Regions from separate parts of the Homo sapiens genome. Here regions 1 and 2 are each linked to region 3. Evidence: chromatin loops called from intact Hi-C (ENCODE). Cell type or tissue: CD4-positive, alpha-beta T cell. All regions are shown on one strand. Each heading gives the region's core, and the rest is flanking DNA. Links, peaks and the distances in the headings are about the cores only.

What was found. Peaks named below come from ENCODE experiments on the same cell type or tissue, not always from the same donor. Only the 100,000 strongest peaks of a DNase experiment are listed, where the experiment ranks them.
Region 1: it touches region 3 in a loop (12-fold over the local background); 93 of 110 quality-filtered maps call a loop at or near these places.
Region 2: it touches region 3 in a loop (5-fold over the local background); 13 of 110 quality-filtered maps call a loop at or near these places.

Annotation. Positions count from the first base shown.
Region 1 is chr22:30,753,574-30,758,573 of GRCh38, forward strand. All of the region lies in intron 2 of OSBP2 (oxysterol binding protein 2), which reads left to right. Among named protein-coding and RNA genes, the nearest start is that of MIR3200, 25 kb to the left of the region's middle. RefSeq lists a silencer at 1,949-2,098. In CD4-positive, alpha-beta T cell, for the core only: no CTCF peak of the experiment used is centred there; a DNase peak (open chromatin) is centred at 2,008.
Region 2 is chr22:31,147,218-31,152,217 of GRCh38, forward strand. No RefSeq gene overlaps it. Among named protein-coding and RNA genes, the nearest start is that of PLA2G3, 9.2 kb to the left of the region's middle. RefSeq lists a silencer at 657-835. In CD4-positive, alpha-beta T cell, for the core only: a CTCF peak has its summit at 1,930 (motif pointing left); a DNase peak (open chromatin) is centred at 1,984.
Region 3 is chr22:30,630,813-30,638,641 of GRCh38, forward strand. It overlaps SLC35E4 (solute carrier family 35 member E4), which reads left to right and starts at 4,969. Exons shown (of 2, transcript NM_001001479.4): 1 at 4,969-6,257. The coding sequence starts at 5,639. RefSeq lists an enhancer at 3,691-4,395 and a silencer at 4,727-5,176. In CD4-positive, alpha-beta T cell, for the core only: a CTCF peak has its summit at 3,767 (motif pointing right); DNase peaks (open chromatin) are centred at 3,789, 4,199, 4,849, 5,689 and 1 weaker place; H3K4me3 peaks cover 2,325 bases; H3K27ac peaks cover 880 bases.

The DNA of each region.
Region 1 (5,000 bases), core at 1-5,000, 120 kb after region 3:
GATGGGAGGGCTGGACAGGCTCAGTGGCCAGAGTGTAGAAGTCACCTGTCCACTCCAGGCCAAACCGTCTTTGGTCAGCAGCCACCACAGAGCGGGATGATGTGCTTTCCCAAGGATTTTGCATGTGATGGTTTGAACACGGGTTATTTGGCTCCCTCTGAAAAGAGTTATTATTGGACTTATCCCCAGGAGAAGGGCATATTTGCCTGCAACCCTTCAGGGGGAAACAAACTTTTTCCACATATTTGAAGTTATGAGAGGGATTTGAAAGCAGTGAAGCAAGCATGTCCTGTAGAATGCCCTGGAATGCAGTGGCCTTTTCTCCAGCCAGTTTGGTATTCCTTCCGTTTTGCCTGGTGGCAGCTCTCACATTCCCTTCCACCTGTGTATTTGGGGCTGGATGACACATTGTTCCCTGTGTGGAATTTATTTGTTCTTAATTGTTATGCCCAAATATTGTGTCACATTGATCAAACTCCAAGAAATCAGAGGCACACAGCACTTGAGAGAATTACTCTGAGTCTTTCTTTCTGCTGCTTGGGGAAAAAATAGATTTTCCTTTGAATCTTTTGGCTGGACTTCAGCCAAAAATTGGGCAGACTTTTCCAAGTGCGTGAGAAGATGCTGAAACTCCCTGGATGTGTTTTCCCTGCACACTCCCTCTGTTTATAGTTCCTGTTTATTGTTGACATTGGAAGGCTCCTGTTCTGTGAAAGAAAGCAACGCAATCCTGCAAGGTCACTGAAAGGCAAAATGGTTCTTATGCACTAAAGTGCATGCATATGTCCCTCAGCAGGCTTTGATTGGTGTCCTTGTGTGTCCTGGGGGCTGAGCCAGATGCAGGGAACTCAGAGATGAACAGGCACAGGCTTGGACCTGGCCTTTAAGGAGCTCACTGTTTGGGGCTGAGGAGAGACTCATGTGGGCAGCACAGGTATGCTGGCCCATGCAGAGGAGAGAAGAGCTGTACCTGGGGTGGAGTAGGCACCTCACTGTTTCCCCGTGCCCCTTGGCTTACACCCCACCCTGCTCTGTAGCAAGCTGCCTTACCTTCCCCATGTCCTTTGTGTCACCCCCGAGGGCTCTCCCTTGGCCTCAGGGAAGCCTGTGTGCTGTGCTGTCCTGCCCCGCCGGCCTCATCTTGGGGTCTCCATGTGTGTCTGACTTCTCCACCTGGAGCTCCTCTGCATGGACCTCCTGCTGCTGTGCTGGGGCAGGGGTTGACCTGTCCAGCCCCCTGGCTTCTGGATCAGCTTTGGTCATTGCCTCTTGGGGCTGCCCTTGCCCCATCTCAAAGCCTCCCATTGCCATATAGCTTTCTGCTGACTACATCTTCCTGTCCCCATCACTGATCTTCCCATCTGTCTTCAAGCTCATAAAAACTCCCCGTCCTTGACCCCTCTGCTTTCTTCCTGTATACCCACTCTTTCTGCTGGGCAGCCTCTCCTCTTTCTTGCTGGGACCCTATCTTCCTGACCTCTTAGCTTTCAGCACACGCATCTCCAACGCCCTAGCCAGGATCAGCTCACTTGTGTCCCCCTGTGGGCACTTCTCAGCTGCTGATGGACAACATCTATAGATCTATAGCTGTGTAGGCCGTGGCCACTAAACAGTCATGCTTTACACCCACTGGGCATGCCAGACCCACAGGGGCGCTTAGAGCAGAGTGGGTGCAGAGCTCTGGGCAGCTGATGGCTGGGACCTCAGATGATGTCCTGGGCCACAGATCAGGAGACTTCCCTGCTGGGCTGGAGATGTACAGGGCCCCATATCACCAGAGAGACCAGAGCTCACCACAGGACCAAGCAGCCTTTCAAGAGAGTCCTTATTATCAGATTCTCATTCCTTTCTTATCCTTTATTAGAAAAATTCATATGAGGAAGGGCATGGAGTTTTCTGCTGTTCTGATGAGGAATCAGGCAACCCCAGGACCGTGTGATTGGTTGTTTAAGCAGCTTCCGAAGTGTAGGCCTCTTTTGACTTCGGGAAGCTTTGTCTTATTTCCAGCTGCCATCTGGTGGCTGGATTGAGGCCCTTCTGAGGGCATGTTGAGTCAACCAGGGCTGGCTTGCTCACCTGTCTTTATAAGGTCCCCACAGGGTCATCAGAATGTGAGACCTCTGGGGAGAAGAGTCCAACCAGGAGAAGGAACTTTCACCTACGCAGCCCCCACCCTCCAAGAGGGGCAAACCTGGCCCAGGGACTGGTCGATTGTGCCCCTCTTCAGCGTTCCCCTCCCTGTGCCACTCATTCTTCCAAATCCTGGTGTCTTGGTGCCTCTGCTAGGATTGCACCCCACCCGTCTCAGCCCTCAGGTCCACCAGGGCCCTTGGCCATGGAGCTTGTCCTCAACCCCTGGGCCTCGTTCCCTGGTCGGCATGCTCTTGCATCTTCAGCTGTGCCTTAACGTGGAGCACCAGTCCCCACGCAGCCTGACCCCACTAGGCCCTGTCCACCTCTGCCCCCACATGGTCACCTCCAGACTCTGTGGGCTCTGGCTCAGTAATCTTAAAATCAGAAGCCCTGTTCTGGCCACCACAGCAGTTACCCTTCCAGTGCCCTTCCAGATCTGACTCCTCCAGGTGGCAGTTGCGTTTTTCTTTTCCTTTCTCACTTGGCCTCGCCCTGTGGTTCATCCCTGCTGGGGTGAGTTCTTCCTCTCTCTCCTGGTTGTCTGGCTTCCTTCACACCTGTTTGTCCTCTGTCTAACCATGGGGCAGCCCAGGCACTAGACAGGTTGGGCCCAAATCCAGACTGTGTCACTTATAAGGTGGGTCCCTCTGCCTCTGTCTCTTCACCCACAAAGTGTATGTAATGATAAAGACCTTTTAGGGGCCAGGCATGGTGTCTCACGCCTGTAACCCCAGCACTTTGACTTTGGGAGGCTGAGGTGGGCGGATCACGAGGTCAGGAGTTCCAGACCAGCCTGACCAATACGGTGAAACCCCGTCTCTAGTAAAAATACAAAAATTAGCTGGGCATGGTGGCGCACGCCTGTAGTCACAGCTACTCAGGAGGCTGAGGCAGAAGAATCGTTCGAACCCGGGAGGTGGAGTTTGCGGTGAGCAAAGATCATGCCGCTGCACTCCAGCTTGGACGACAGAGCGAGACTCCATTAAAAAAACAAAACAAACAAACAAAAAAAACCTCTTAGAGTTGTCAAGAGGGATAAATCAAATCATGCTACAAACTGCCCAGCAGTCACTGGAGTGTGGTGGCCACTCAGCTGACGGAAGTAACATTGTCAGTCTTTGGGTGATGACCTGTCAGTTCTGCACCTTCTACCTTCAGGCAGGGGTGATAGGGCCCTTTGCTGAGCACACGTACACATGCTATGCAGCCACGTTCTGCAGTGACCCTCCCAGCCATGCAGACAACACTCCTCAAACCCAGGGTATCTGCTGTGTGGTGACCCCTTCCAACCATGCAGACCACACTCCTCAAACGCAGGGTATCTGCTGTGCGTTGACACCTCCCAGCCAGGCAGACCACACTCCTCAAACCCAGAATATCTGCTGGCCTTGATCAGTACCTGTCCCCTTTGTGTGAGTCCCTCACCACCTTTCTCTCCCATCTCCCAGGGACGTCCTTGCTACTCTGTATATTTTCACTGCTGCCTCCTGCCACACTGCAAAAGATCTTGCTTCCTCATGCATAGAACAAAACCAGATCCACAGCTGAGCCCCTCAGCTCTCTGCCATTACACGCTCCCTGCGTCCCCCCTGCCATATGAATCCCAAATGATTCCAGTGGAGACATTTCTCCCCTTTGAAGCAGTGCCAGCTTCAAAGGGTGATTTTCTCCCTCTTGCTGGGGGACTTGGTTTTATCGCTGTTTTCTTTTTCCTTTTCTTTTCTTTTTTTTTTGAGACAGAGTCTCTGTCGCCCAAGCTGGAGTACAATGGCATGATCTCGGCTCACTGCAACCTCCGCCTCCCGGGTTCAAGTGATTCTCCTGTCTCAGTCTCCCGAGTAGCTGGGTCTACAGGTGGGTGCCACCATACCTGGCTAATTTTTGTATTTTCGGTAGAGACAGGGTTCCACCATGTTGGCCAGGCTGGTCTCAAACTCCTGACCTCAAGTGGTCTGCCCGCCTCGGCCTCCCAAAGTGCTGGGATTACAGACATGAGCCACTGCACCCAGCCTTATTGCTGTTTTGTCACTCCTGTAGCCTCAACCTCTCTCCTGGCCTCTTCCCACTGCATATGACCCACCACTCACTACTTTGAAACTGTACTAGCCAAGGTCTCAGGTCACTTTCCAGACCTGGCAGATGACTAAGAAGTGAACCTGGGTGTCACCTTGAGTCCTGCCCTCCCTGATCCCTCATGTGCAGCTTGTCAGCAGATCCTGTCAGTGCCAGACCTGAGCACTTTCACATCTGCCCACTGCCCTCCATCTGCCTGGCCTCCAACCCAGTTTCACTATCTGACCTCCCAGAGTCTGGACAGCAAGAGTGAGTCTTTTAAAATCCAATTCTGCTCAGTTCCAGTTCCAGGTAGGATTAAGTGAGAAGGTTTCACTCTGCAGCTATGAAACATGGACAGGGCCAGGCACAGTGGCTCATGCCTGTAATCCGTGCACTTTGGAAGCCTGAGGCAGGCCGATCACTTGAGGCCAGGAGTTCGAGACCGGCCTGGCCAACATGGTGAAACCCCATCTCTACTAAAAATACAAAAATTAGCCGGGTGTGGTGGCGCACGCTTGTAGTCCAGCTACTGGGGAGGCTGAGGTGTGATAATCACTTGATCCCGGGAGGAAGAGGTTGCAGTGAGCCGAGATGGCACCACTGCATTCCAGCCTGGGTGACAGAGCGAGACTCTGTCTCAAAAATAAAATAAAATAAAATGTGGACAGAATGCACAGAGCAGCTATTTGAGCACCCTGAAAATTAAGTAGCCACAAGCAGACTAGAGAAGACCAGAATCTGAGGTAACACCAAACAGGTGGTGAGGTTACAATTTTTTCCCTCCAGTATCTTCTAGAGTGGACTCAGGGGAG
Region 2 (5,000 bases), core at 1-5,000, 520 kb after region 3:
ATACAAATTGTCAAGTTTGGAAAGGAAGAAACAAAACTGTTATTGTTTGCAGATTAGTCTTCCACCTAAAAACTCCAGGTGTATCTAACACCATTGGTGTAGGGAAGGCAGTATGGTAGGATGGAATAAGCCCAGATCAGACCCAAATTTGAGACCTAGACTTTTTCTCACTTTCTGTGTGATCTCAGCCAAGTCTTTTTGCCTCTTTGGGCCTCATTGGTAAAGCGGAGATAATAACATTTATGCCATGAGGATTAATGTGAGTGTAACTAAAGTGCCTCAGTGACTGACACACAGTAGCCTTTGACAAATGAGATCTTCATTTAAGGAGGGCACTTGAGGGCAGAAGCCAGGCAAGATGGTGGTGTGACTGACCTGATATTCAGTTCACCAGGCTGTAGAATGTGGGCTCCTTGTATGTCCCCAGATGACTCCAGCCTGCTAGTGGGGTTCTAAGAAGCCCAGGAGATCCTTCCCTATACCCTGGGTTCAACCCCTAGCTCCACTTCCCCTCCTGGGCAGCCTTGGGCAAGTCAGTTACTTTGGCTGAATCCCTGTTATACACTCTACTGATTGGGATGCTTATGCCTACTTTTCTTTCTTCCCTGGAGTGCAGTGAAGATCAGAGTTGGGGAAGGAGCTCACTGAGGGGAATGCCTCACAGTAAGCCAGAAACTATAGGGAAATCCAGTAGAAACAAGGGGCAGAATGGGCTGTGAGAGATCTACCTACCTGGACAATGAAGCCCCAAAGGACCTTGGGGTATGGGATAGAATGATGCTGAGTGCAAGATTCACTCCCCTCCTGTTCCAACACCACTTGACATCCTACCATGTCCCAGTACTAGAGTTGTCAGATAAAAAAAAAAAAGTCTAGTTACATTTGAATTTCAGAAAACGATAAATAATTTTTATGTAAGTATATGCCCAAACATTGCAATTATTATTATTTATTTTTATTTTTATTTTTTAGATGGAGTTTGCTCTGTTACCCAGGCTGGAGTGCAGTGGCACAATCTCGGCTCACTGCAATCTCCACCTCCTGGGTTTAAGCGATTGTCTTGCCTCAGCCTCCTGAGTAGCTTGGATTACAGGCTCCCGCCACCACACCCAGCTAATTTTTGTATTTTTCGTAGAGATAGGGTTTCACCATGTTGGCCAGGCTGGTCTTGAACTCCTGACCTCAAGTGATCTGCCTGCCTTGGCCTCCCAAAGTGCTGGGATTACAGGCATGAGCCACTGTGCCTGGCTGCAATTACTTTTTTAGTTATCTGAAATTCTAATTTAACTGCATATCCTGTGTTTTTGTTTACTATATCTGGTAACCCTGCCCAGCAGGAGTGAAGTGAAGACACCCAGGGACTCTTCACCTCATTTCACAATGGAGGCCCTAGGAGGAGATCAGATTTGCCCAAAGCTCTGCGACATATCCACTATTTTGTTCTACACAAGGCCCCTTGGCTGAGGTTTAAACCTGGGCTGTTTGTGTTGGCTCTAACTCAGAGAACTTAGCTCACATCCCTTCCTTCCCTCTTAGGGCTGGCCTGGGCCTTGGGGCCATTGACAGTCTCTGGGAGTCTAACTCACAAGATAGAATGAAGAGGGTGGGTGGACAGGGAGCATTAAAGGAGGATCAAGAGGCTCAGCAGGAGATCTAACTACAGAATGTGGCTCCTGGTAGACTAATAATGCCACTTCTATTTCTACAGCCAAAGACTCAAGTTCTCAAGCAGTTTTTAATCTTTGAATTTGCCCTATGTCAATGGCAGAGGGGAAATGGAGCTAGGGCTAGTCTCTGAGCCTCCTGACACCCAGGGCTCTCCTTGCTGCTCTGGGGTCTGGAGAAAAGGGTTAGGAAAGAGGCCCTCTGATGCCCAGACCAGGGAAATGGAAAGAGGAAGGCTTGTGGAAAAGCAGGGTGGGTCCTGCCCGAAGCCCCTGGAGTTTGGTCCAGCCTCTGCTGTCATCTAGTGGACACCCCATGCCAGTGCCTCCTTGAGACTCCTGAACAAGGCTGTCTGCTCCTTTCCTGGTCGGTTGTGCCTGCTAGCCTAGTCCTTCTTGGCTCTGATTCGCTATATGACCCTGAACAAGCCCTTTTCTTCTCTGGTTCTCAATTTTATCTCTTGGAACAGTGGTTCTCCAAACGGTAGCAGGCCCAATCTTTCTAAAACACAAACATAGCCAGTTCTCTCCACTGTCTACATCTGTCTTCTGACCAGAGAGGCTCATGCTGAAGCCTGGTGGGCACTGCAGGATCTGAGCCCAGCTGACCTCACCTACTCCCCACATCTCTGTTCTAACCACACGGAACTACATTCATATTCTCAATTAACACACTCTCTAAGAGCCTTTGCACATGCTGTTCCCTTTGCCTAAAACACTTTTCCCCCTTCTTTACCTGGCTTGTTCTTACTCATCCTTCAGATGTTGGCTTAGCCATCCTGAAACCACCTTTGCAAAAATTATAACTGAGGAAATCATGACACTGAAAGAAATCAGACCTCACCGACTCCATCTTGCTTCTAACCTTTAAGCTGACCTTGTTCATTCCTGGGCGTAGGCCAAACTAACTTTGGGAAGGAATTCAGTTAATCATTTGACTCTGAAACAAAATTGGTAATAGCCCTTTTCCAAAAAGACCCTTTTCTTGCCTGGTGGGGACCAGTCTGTTTTTGCAAGACTAACAGATTAGCTACAAGATTAGAAATTACAGTTTAGGGTCATGCAGCCTCCGGCTCCAAGAGTCTGAACCTCCCCAAATTGCTCCTGGGGATAACATCAGTATTGTAAAATCTAAGATCAGTGCTTGAGGTATTTTGCAGACCCTGCACTGGATGGATCAGCTGACACTACCCAGACAAGTAATGTGGCTCAACCAGCTCTGCCATCCCACCCAGGAACAGAAGACAGCAAGAAAAACTCCCTTCGACCCCCTATAATTCCATCTCCAACCTGACCAATCAGCACTCCCCACTTCCTAAGCCCCTACAAATTATCTTTAAAAACTCTGATCTCCAAATGCTCTGGAAGACTGATTTGAGTAACAATAAAACTCGGGTCTCCCCCACAGCCGGCTCTACATTAATTACTCTTTCCCCATTCCAATTCCCCTGTCTTGATAAATCGGCTCTGTCTAGGCAGCAGGCAAGGTGAATTTGGTGGGGGGTTACAATCCCATTCAGGAAGCCCCCGCCCCCACCCCCACCCCCAAGTCCCCACACTAGGATGGGCGAGCATACCTTAGGTCTCCACTGAGGACTGGTTGTGGTTTCAGGAGGGCATATGATTCTGGAAGAGGTCAAATGTCAGCCCAGGGGGCTGACGGGTAGCCATGGGCTCAGGGTTCAAAATAACCTGATTTCCCATCCCACTATGCCAAGGTTGGACGCTGCGTATGACTATGAGCCAATGACTCCACCTCTCCAAACCTATTTTACAGATGAACAAATCAGACCATGTCTGCACCCACACTGGTCAACAGAATTCCAATGCTAGCCACAAATGTAATCTGAAATTTTCTAGCCATCGAGAACATAAAAGAAAGAGGTGAAAGTAATTTTAATAAGACATTTTGTGAGCTGGACCTGGTGGTGCACCCCTGGTGGCTGAGGTGGGAGGATCACTTTGAGTCCAGGACTTCAGGCTGCAATGAACTTTGATCAATCCTGCCACTGCACTCCAGTCTGGATGAGAGAGTGAGACCCGGTCTCAAAAAAAAAGATTAATAATACACTTTATGTGATCCGATGTGTAAAATATTATTTCAATATGTAATCACTATTTTTAAATTATTAACAAGCCATTTTACACCCTTTTTTGGTACCAAGTTTTTGATATCCTGTGTGTATTTTATTTACACTTATTGTGCATTTCAATTTGGATTCCATCTCAAGCACTCAGCCACATGAGACCGAAGACCACTGTTTCGGATAGCACAGCTCTACATGTAGCATTGGGGAAACAAGAATGATTCCCAGGTTTTTGGTCTGAACATGGAGGACAAAGGATAGGGTAATTTCTTGGTATGGAGGAGGGTGAATAAATGTGGTACAGGGTTGGGGAGAGTCTGAGGGCCTTTGTCCCTTTAAGTGTTCATTGCCCTACATCCTGGGAAAGTTTCTAGACACCTGTCCGGGAGCTGTGTAGACCCTGGTTTGTGTAGACCCTGGTGGCTTGGTGCTAGTGCCTGGGCCTCCTCCTTGAGGCCTGAGAAGGGGTCGCGAAGTCACTCTCACTTCTCTCCCAGACCCCACAGTCCTAGGCTCTGCCCTTTTATGCCGTCAAGGTGTAGGCATTCCCTCTACCAAAGATTTAGCAAAAAAGAAAAGTCAAGTTAATTTTGAATTTCAGATAAAGAACATGTAATTTTTTTTTCTTTTGAGACAAGATCTTGCTTTGTTGCCCAGACTGGAGTGCAGTGGCACAATCATGGCTCACTGCAGCCTTGAATTCCTGGGCTCAAGTGATCCTCCCATTTCTGCCTCCTGAGTAACTGGGACTATAGGCGTGCACCACCACGCCTGGCTAATTTTTAAAACTTTTAGTAGAGATGGGGTCTATGTGGCCCAAGCTGGTCTCAAATTCCTGGCTTCAAGCGATCCTCCTGCCTTGGCTTCCCAAACTGTTGGGATTACAGGCATAAGCCACCGCACCCAGCATAATAATTTTTAAATGTAAGTATGTCCCAGGTGATATTTGGGACATATTTATATTTTTTAAAATTTGATGTTTATGTGAACTTCAAATTTAATTGGGCATATCCTGTATTTTATCTGGCAGCCCTACTTCTAGTTCACCCTTCTGGACTTGGAAGCACTGAATCTGGCTCTATTTCCTTGTTGTGTGACCTTGGTCACATTTCCTCACCTCTCTGAACTTCAGCTTCCTCCTCTGTAAAGTGGCCACAAATACTTCTTTCCTCAATGAACTGTTAAAAGGACTCACTGAGAAAAGTATGAGAAAATGACCTCCAGGAGTTTGAGACCAGCCTGACCAACA
Region 3 (7,829 bases), core at 1,223-6,222:
TGGAGAAATACAGGGAAATACAACACGAAGAAAAAAATCAGATAAACCCAGAAGAAGAGTTCTAAAGAAAAATTGACCTGGTCTATCAACATGACAATGTCAAAAATGGGGGAGGGGAGACAGGAGATGGCATCTATGCTAATTTACAGAGATTAAGAAACATAACAAAGGCCGTGGTTTTTTTTTTGTTTGTTTGTTTGTTTTTTTTTTTTTTTATTGATCATTCTTGGGTGTTTCTCGCAGAGGGGGATTTCGCAGGGTCATAGGACAATAGTGGAAGGAAGGTCAGCAGATAAACAAGTGAACAAAGGTCTCTGGTTTTCCTAGGCAGAGGACCCTGCGGCCTTCCGCAGTGTTTGTGTCCCTGGGTACTTGAGATTAGGGAGTGGTGATGACACGAGCATGCTGCCTTCAAGCATCTGTTTAACAAAGCACATCTTGCACCGCCCTTAATCCATTTAACCCTGAGTGGACACAGCACATGTTTCAGAGAGCACAGGGTTGGGGGTAAGGTCACAGATCAACAGGATCCCAAGGCAGAAGAATTTTTCTTAGTACAGAACAAAATGAAAAGTCTCCCATGTCTACTTCTTTCTACACAGACACGGCAACCATCCGATTTCTCAATCTTTTCCCTACCTTTCCCCCTCTTCTATTCCACAAAACCGCCATTGTCATCATGGCCCGTTCTCAATGAGCTGCTGGGCACACCTCCCAGACAGGGTGGTGGCCGGGCAGAGGGGCTCCTCACCTCCCAGTAGGGGTGGCCGGGCAGAGGCGCCCCTCACCTCCAGGACGGGGCGGCTGGCCGGGCGGGGGCTGACCCCCACCTCCCTCCCGGACGGGGTGGCTGCCGGCGGAGACGCTCCTCACTTCACAGACGGGGTGGCTGCCGGGCGGAGGGGCTCCTCACTTCTCAGACGGGGCGGCTGCCGGGCGGAGGGGCTCCTCACTTCTCAGACGGGGCGGCCGGGCAGAGACGCTCCTCACCTCCCAGACGGGGTTGCGGCCGGGCAGAGGCGCTCCTCACATCCCAGACGGGGCGGCAGGGCAGAGGCGCTCCCCACATCTCAGACGATGGGCAGCCGGGCAGAGACGCTCCTCACTTCCTAGATGGGATGGCGGCTGGGAAGAGGCGCTCCTCACTTCCTAGATGGGATGGCGGCCGGGCAGAGACGCTCCTCACTTTCCAGACTGGGCAGCCAGGCAGAGGGGCTCCTCACGTCCCAGACGATGGGTGGCCAGGCAGAGACGCTCCTCACTTCCCAGACGGGGTGGCGGCTGAGCAGAGGCTGCACTCCCGGCACTTTGGGAGGCCAAGGCAGGCAGCTGGGAGGTGGAGGTTGTAGCGAGCCGAGATCACGCCACTGCACTCCAGCCTGGGCAACATTGAGCACTGAGTGAACCAGACTCCGTCTGCAATCCCGGCACCTCGGGAGGCCGAGGCTGGCAGATCACTCGCGGTTAGGAGCTGGAGACCAGCCCGGCCAACACAGCAAAACCCCGTCTCCACCAAAAAAATACGAAAACCAGTCAGGCGTGGCGGCGCGTGCCTGCAATCGCGGGCACTCGGCAGGCTGAGGCAGGAGAATCAGGCAGAGAGGTTGCAGTGAGCTGAGATGGCAGCAGTACAGTCCAGCTTCGGCTCGGCATCAGAGGGAGACGGTGGAAAGAGAGGGAGAGGGAGACCGTGGGGAGAGGGAGAGGGAGAGGGCAATAAAATTTATGTATATATAAATTATTATTGTTGCTGAGCAAGGTGGCTCATGCCTGTAATCCCAGCACTTTGGGAGGCCAAGGTGGGTGGATCACCTGAGGTCAGGAGTTCGAGACCAGCCTGGCCAACATGGTGAAACCCCATCTCTAGTAAAAATACAAAAATTAGCCAGGCATGATGGCAGGTACTTGGGAGGCTGAGGCAGGAGAATCACTTGAACCCGGGGTCGGGGGGTGTCAGAGGTTGCAGTGAGCTGAGATTGTGCCACTGCACTCCAGCCTGGGTGACAAGAGCGAAACTCCATCTCAAAAAAAAAATATTACTGTTGTTGGTTTTTTCTCTCTTATTATTTTTTAATTAAATTTAAAAAAGTTTTGGTCGGGTGCGGTGGCTCACCCCTGTAATGCCAGCACTTTGGGAGGCCAAGGCGGGTGGATCACAAGGTCAGGAGATCGAGACCATCCTGGCTGACACGGTGAAACCCTGTCTCTACTAAAAATACAAAAAATTAGCCGGGCGTGGTGGCGTGAACCTGTAGTCCCAGCTACTCAGGAGGCTGAGGCAGGAGGATAGCATGAACCCAGGAGGCGGAGCTTGTAGTGAGCTGAGATCGTGCCACTGCACTCCAGCCTGGGCGACAGAGCGAGACTCTCTCAAAAAAAAAAAAAAATTTTTTTTTGAGGCAGGGTCTTTGTCACCCAGGCTGGAGTGCAGTGGTGCAATCTTAGCTCACTGCAGCCTCCATCTCCTGGGCTCAAGGGATCCTCCCTCCCAATCCCCTGAGTAGCTGGGACTACAGGCAGACACCACCATGCCAAGCTCATGTTTGTTTGTTTGTTTGTTTGTTTTTGAGATGCAGTCTTGCTCTTTCGTCCAGGCTGGAGTGCAGTAGTGCGATTTCTTCCAGGCTGGAGTGCAGTGGTGTGATTTTGGCTCACTGCAAGCTCTGCCTCCCGGGTTCAAGCGATTCCCCTGCCTCAGCCACCTGAGTAGCTGGGACTACAGGCGCCCACCGCCACACCCAGCTAATTTTTGTATTTTTAGTAGAGACGGGGTTTCACCATGTTGGCCAGGCTGTCTCCAACTCCTGACCTTAAGTGATCCGCCAGCCTCGGCCTCCTAAAGTGCTGGGATTACAGGCGTGAACCTCTTCGGCCAGCCTCCCAGCTTATTTTTGTATTTTCTGTAGACACGAGGCTTTGCCCTGTTGCCCAAGCTGGTCTCCAACTCCTGAGCTCAAGTGATCCTCATGCCTCAGCCTCCCAACGTGCTGGGACTACAGGCATGAGCCACTGTACCCAGACTATTGTTTTTTACTAAAGGAGACTTACTAGAAAACTGACAAAATCCAGGCTGGGCGTGGTGGTTTACGCCTGTAATCTCAGCACTTTGGGAGGCCAGGGTGGGTGGATCACCTGAGGTCAAGAGTTTGAGACCAACCTGACCAACATGGTGAAACCCTGTCTCTACTAAAAATACAAAAATTAGCCGGGTTTGGTGGCGCACGCCTGTAATCCCAGCTACTCGGGAGGCTGAGGTAGGAGAACCACCTGAACCTGGGAGGCAGAGGTTGCAGTGAGCTGAGATCGTGCCATTGCACTCCAGCCTGGGCAACAAGAGCGAAACTCGGTCTTGGAAAACAAACAAACAAAAAAACCTGACAAAATATCAAAGATAATTATAACCCTTAGGGGTCCCAGATTTCTCTTCCTCAGGAAATGGCAAGGGGGTGCGGGAGAGGGGCCATCCGCTTTGGCTGGCTTAGTTTCCTTTCCACAACCCTTTCTGGAGAAACACTAAATGCCACCATTTTTTGGTCCTTGGCCTGGAAATTTCCCTATCTGCACCCCCTGCGCTGTAGCTTAGGCTATTCAGCAGAGATCTGCAGGCTCCAGCGGGCGTCGGACTTACAGAGGCAAATGTGACCATGTAAATTCCCAGGCCCACCCGTGACAGAGAGCCTCTGATTCAGCAGGCCTCCTTTGAGGCTGGGGATTTTAAACCCGCGTCCTGTGATTGGGATGGGGATTGAGGGCTATATTCAGCGCCTGGCCACCAGAGGGCGCAGCGGGCTGGGTTCAGCGGTACCCCTTTGAGATCTTGTGTCTCAAGACAGGTTGCTGTCATCAAGGATTTGCTGGTTAGACAACAGGCAAGGGGTGAGCTGGGTCCTCTTGGGCAGGAGCCTAGTAGGAAGACCGACAACAGGAAAGAGGCTCACATCTGATACTGGGCACATGGCTGGGCCTTGGTCCTCGTGCTCCCGGACTTCAGAGCTCAGAGGGGCCAGGGCCTGGCCTAGCCTGGAATCTGGATGGACCTCTTCTGCCCTGGGGCGCGCCGTTTACCCAATCCTGACCTCAGAGAGCGTCTGTCGTTCTGGTGGGAAAACCGAGACCCAGACAGGAACAAGGGCTCAGTGGCAACCGCTCTGCCTCCCAGCCCAGGGCTCTGTCTTGCCGGGGCTGGGGCACAGGGTGGACCCCAGGAAGTTCTGCTATGAGTCAGCTTCGAGTGCTCAGGGGACCGGACAGAGGCTGCTGGCCGGGGAAGGATGCCGGCCGGCGGTACCTACTTCCGCAGCTGTGGGTATCCCTGCCTGGTGATTCAGCTTCCCTCTGAGGGTCCCCAGGGGGCGCCGCCCTGGACTGGGAGGCTGGGGAGGATGCTGGGGCTACGGAGGGGCGATGGAGGTGCCTTAAGGGACCCCGTAATCCAGCTCTGCTGGATGCTGAGGTCCCACGAGATAATTGTGGCCAGAGATCAGGTGGGCGTAAGACTGGTCCTAGGATGGGGGCTGTGGGCCCCTCCTCACTACCCTGCTTCTTGAAGATAGCCTGGGCGGCTGTGCGGGATACCCCAGTGTCTCCAGCAATGCGCGTTCATCTCCATGGAGGGCTCGCCTTGGCGCTGGGTGGGGAGCGACTTGGTCCCCCCTGGCGGCGAAGAGAGGCTGACCACGCCAGCTCGTGGGGGGGTCTACTGGGCAGATGCGCAGGCCCCGGGCGGAGGAGGGCTGATGGGGGAAATGCCAGGCCGATGGGGGAGGGGCTGTGAGCGGGAGGCGTTGGGGCGGGGCAAGACCGCCCTCCCGGTCCGGGGGCGGGGCTTGGCCTGGGGCGGGGCTTGGCTGGGGTGCTCAGCCCAATTTTCCGTGTAGGGAGCGGGCGGCGGCGGGGGAGGCAGAGGCGGAGGCGGAGTCAAGAGCGCACCGCCGCGCCCGCCGTGCCGGGCCTGAGCTGGAGCCGGGCGTGAGTCGCAGCAGGAGCCGCAGCCGGAGTCACAGCCGCAGCCAGAGCCGCAGCCAAAGCCTCAGAGAGCAGGAGTTGGAGCGCAGGCCCTGCTGGATCCGCGCCTAGCTCGCCGCCAGGCACCGGCCGGAGGACGGGCCGTGGTGTCAGCTCACTGCCCGGGCGCTGTGGGAGGCAGCGAGCCCGCGACCCCCCGGGCCGGGCACCGCCAGGCGCGGAGCCCAGATCGCCCCCCTGCCAGGCCTGGTCACGGCCAGAGCACGCAGGAGTTCCCAGGGTCTGGATCTGCGCGCACCCTAATGACCTGGGGACTGAAGAGAAAAAAGGAACGAGGATTTCATCTAAAAGCATAACGTGGGCACTAGGCGAGGAGGAAAGTGGAGACCACCTGGCACGGGGCAGAGGTGCCTGGAGCCCACGCTTGAGCATCGGAGACCCTGGCATCCTAGCAGCCGCGACCTTGGCTCTGCCCTGTCTGAGCTGGAAACACAGCTTAGCTTCTAGACATCGCTGGCACAGGCCTGGCACAAGTAAGCAGTGTCCTCACCTGTCTGAAACGGGACACGGGGTCGGAGGAACCAGGATCTAGCCTGGCCCCAAGCGGAACTCTCTGGTGGCCCAGAGGTCGTCACTGGGGAGCCCGCCTCCTGCCCTAGCCTCACTGGTGCGGATGTGCCGCTGCCCGCCGGAGCACCATGATGGCAGGATGACCTCAGCCGAAGTAGGAGCAGCAGCTGGTGGTGCTCAGGCGGCTGGGCCCCCCGAGTGGCCCCCTGGCAGCCCTCAGGCCCTCCGGCAGCCTGGCCGGGCCCGAGTGGCCATGGCAGCACTGGTGTGGCTGCTGGCGGGAGCCAGCATGTCAAGCCTCAACAAGTGGATCTTCACAGTGCACGGCTTTGGGCGGCCCCTGCTGCTGTCGGCCCTGCACATGCTGGTGGCAGCCCTGGCATGCCACCGGGGGGCACGGCGCCCCATGCCAGGCGGCACTCGCTGCCGAGTCCTACTGCTCAGTCTCACCTTTGGCACGTCCATGGCCTGCGGCAACGTGGGCCTAAGGGCTGTGCCCCTGGACCTGGCACAACTGGTTACTACCACCACACCTCTGTTCACCCTGGCCCTGTCGGCGCTGCTGCTGGGCCGCCGCCACCACCCACTTCAGTTGGCCGCCATGGGTCCGCTCTGCCTGGGGGCCGCCTGCAGCCTGGCTGGAGAGTTCCGGACACCCCCTACCGGCTGTGGCTTCCTGCTCGCAGCCACCTGCCTCCGCGGACTCAAGTCGGTTCAGCAAAGTAAGTGCCTGGGTGGCCAATTGAGAAGGTGGGGGTCCGGGTGGGTGCATGGCCTGGATGGCCCTGTGAGGGGTATGGCTGTTGTCCCATTTTACAAATGAGGAAACTGAGGTTCATGGCTGTGGAGGAAGCAGAACTGAGGCTCAGAGAGGGCCAACAGTTCAGTGAGTTCCAGGCCCCAGACTCAGGCTCTGGAGGCCCAACTCGTGTTTATTTGTTTATTTACTTATTTAGACAGGGTCTGGCTCTGTCACCCAGGCTGCATTGGTGAGATCTCAGCTCAATACAGCCTCCGCATCCTGGGTTCAAGTGATTCTTCTGCCTCAGCCTCCCAAGTAAGTGGGACTACAGGTGCACACCACCACGCTAAGCTAATTTTTGTATTTTTAGTAGAGACAGCATTTTACCATGTTGGCCAGGCTGATCTTGAACTCCTGACCTCCCAAGGTGCTAGGATTTCAAGCGTGAGCCACCCCACCTGGTCAGCTAATTTTTTTTTTTTATAGACACAGAGTCTTGCTATGTTGCCAAGGTAGGTCTTGAACTCCTGTCCTCAGCGATCTTCCCCCCTCAGCTTCCTGAAGTTCTGGAATTACAAACCAGTATTTAGTGATAGCCAGTGATCTGTGTTTGACTAGCCTTTTATCTCACTGTATTGTTCCCATTTGATAGATGAAGAGGCTTGCCCTGGGCCACGTGGCCAGTGAGCAGCAGAGGCAAGATCTAAACCCAGATAGTCAGACTCCATGCTTCCAAGAGATGTGGCCTGAGGCTTTGGACACAAAGGAAAGCCAGAAAGCATGGGCCAGGGAGAGAAAAGGAGGGTCTGGGATGAGCTGGGATTTGGAAGGTCAGGGGTCAGGTCTAAGTCTGGGGAGGGCTGTTGTTTACTGGGAGCTACAGTGTGACAGGCTTGGTGCTGAGTGTTGACCTTGAGTTGTCATGGCAACCACCAACTTTATCCCCATTTTACAGATGATGGGACTAAGACCCAGAGAAGTTCATGATTTGACAGGCTGGGCATGGTATCTCATGCCTGTAATCCCAGCACTTTGGGAGGCTGAGGTGGGAGGACTCTTGAGACCAGGAGTTCGAGACCACCCTGGCCAACATGGTGAAACCCTGTATCTATTAAAAATACAAAAATTGGGGCCGGGCGCGGTGTCTCATGCCTGTAATTCCAGCACTTTGGGAGGCTGAGGCGGGTGGATCATGAGGTCAGAAGTTCAAGAACAGACTAACCAAGGTGGTGAAACCCCATCTCTACTAAAAATACAAAAAAATTAACCGGGCGCCATGGCAGGTGTCTGTAATCCCAGCTACTCGGGAGGCTGAGGCAGGAGAATAGCTTGAACCCGGGTGGCAGAGGTTGCAGTGAGCCAAGATCGCCCCACTGCACTCCAGCCAAGGCGACAGAGTGAGACTCCATCTCAAAAAAAAAAAAAAAAAAAAAAAAATTGGGCCAGGCGCAGTGGCTCACAGCTGTAATCCCAGCACTTTGGGAGGCCGAGGCAAGTGGATCACCTGAGGTCAGGAGTTCGAGACCAGCCTGGCCAACATGGGGAAACCCTG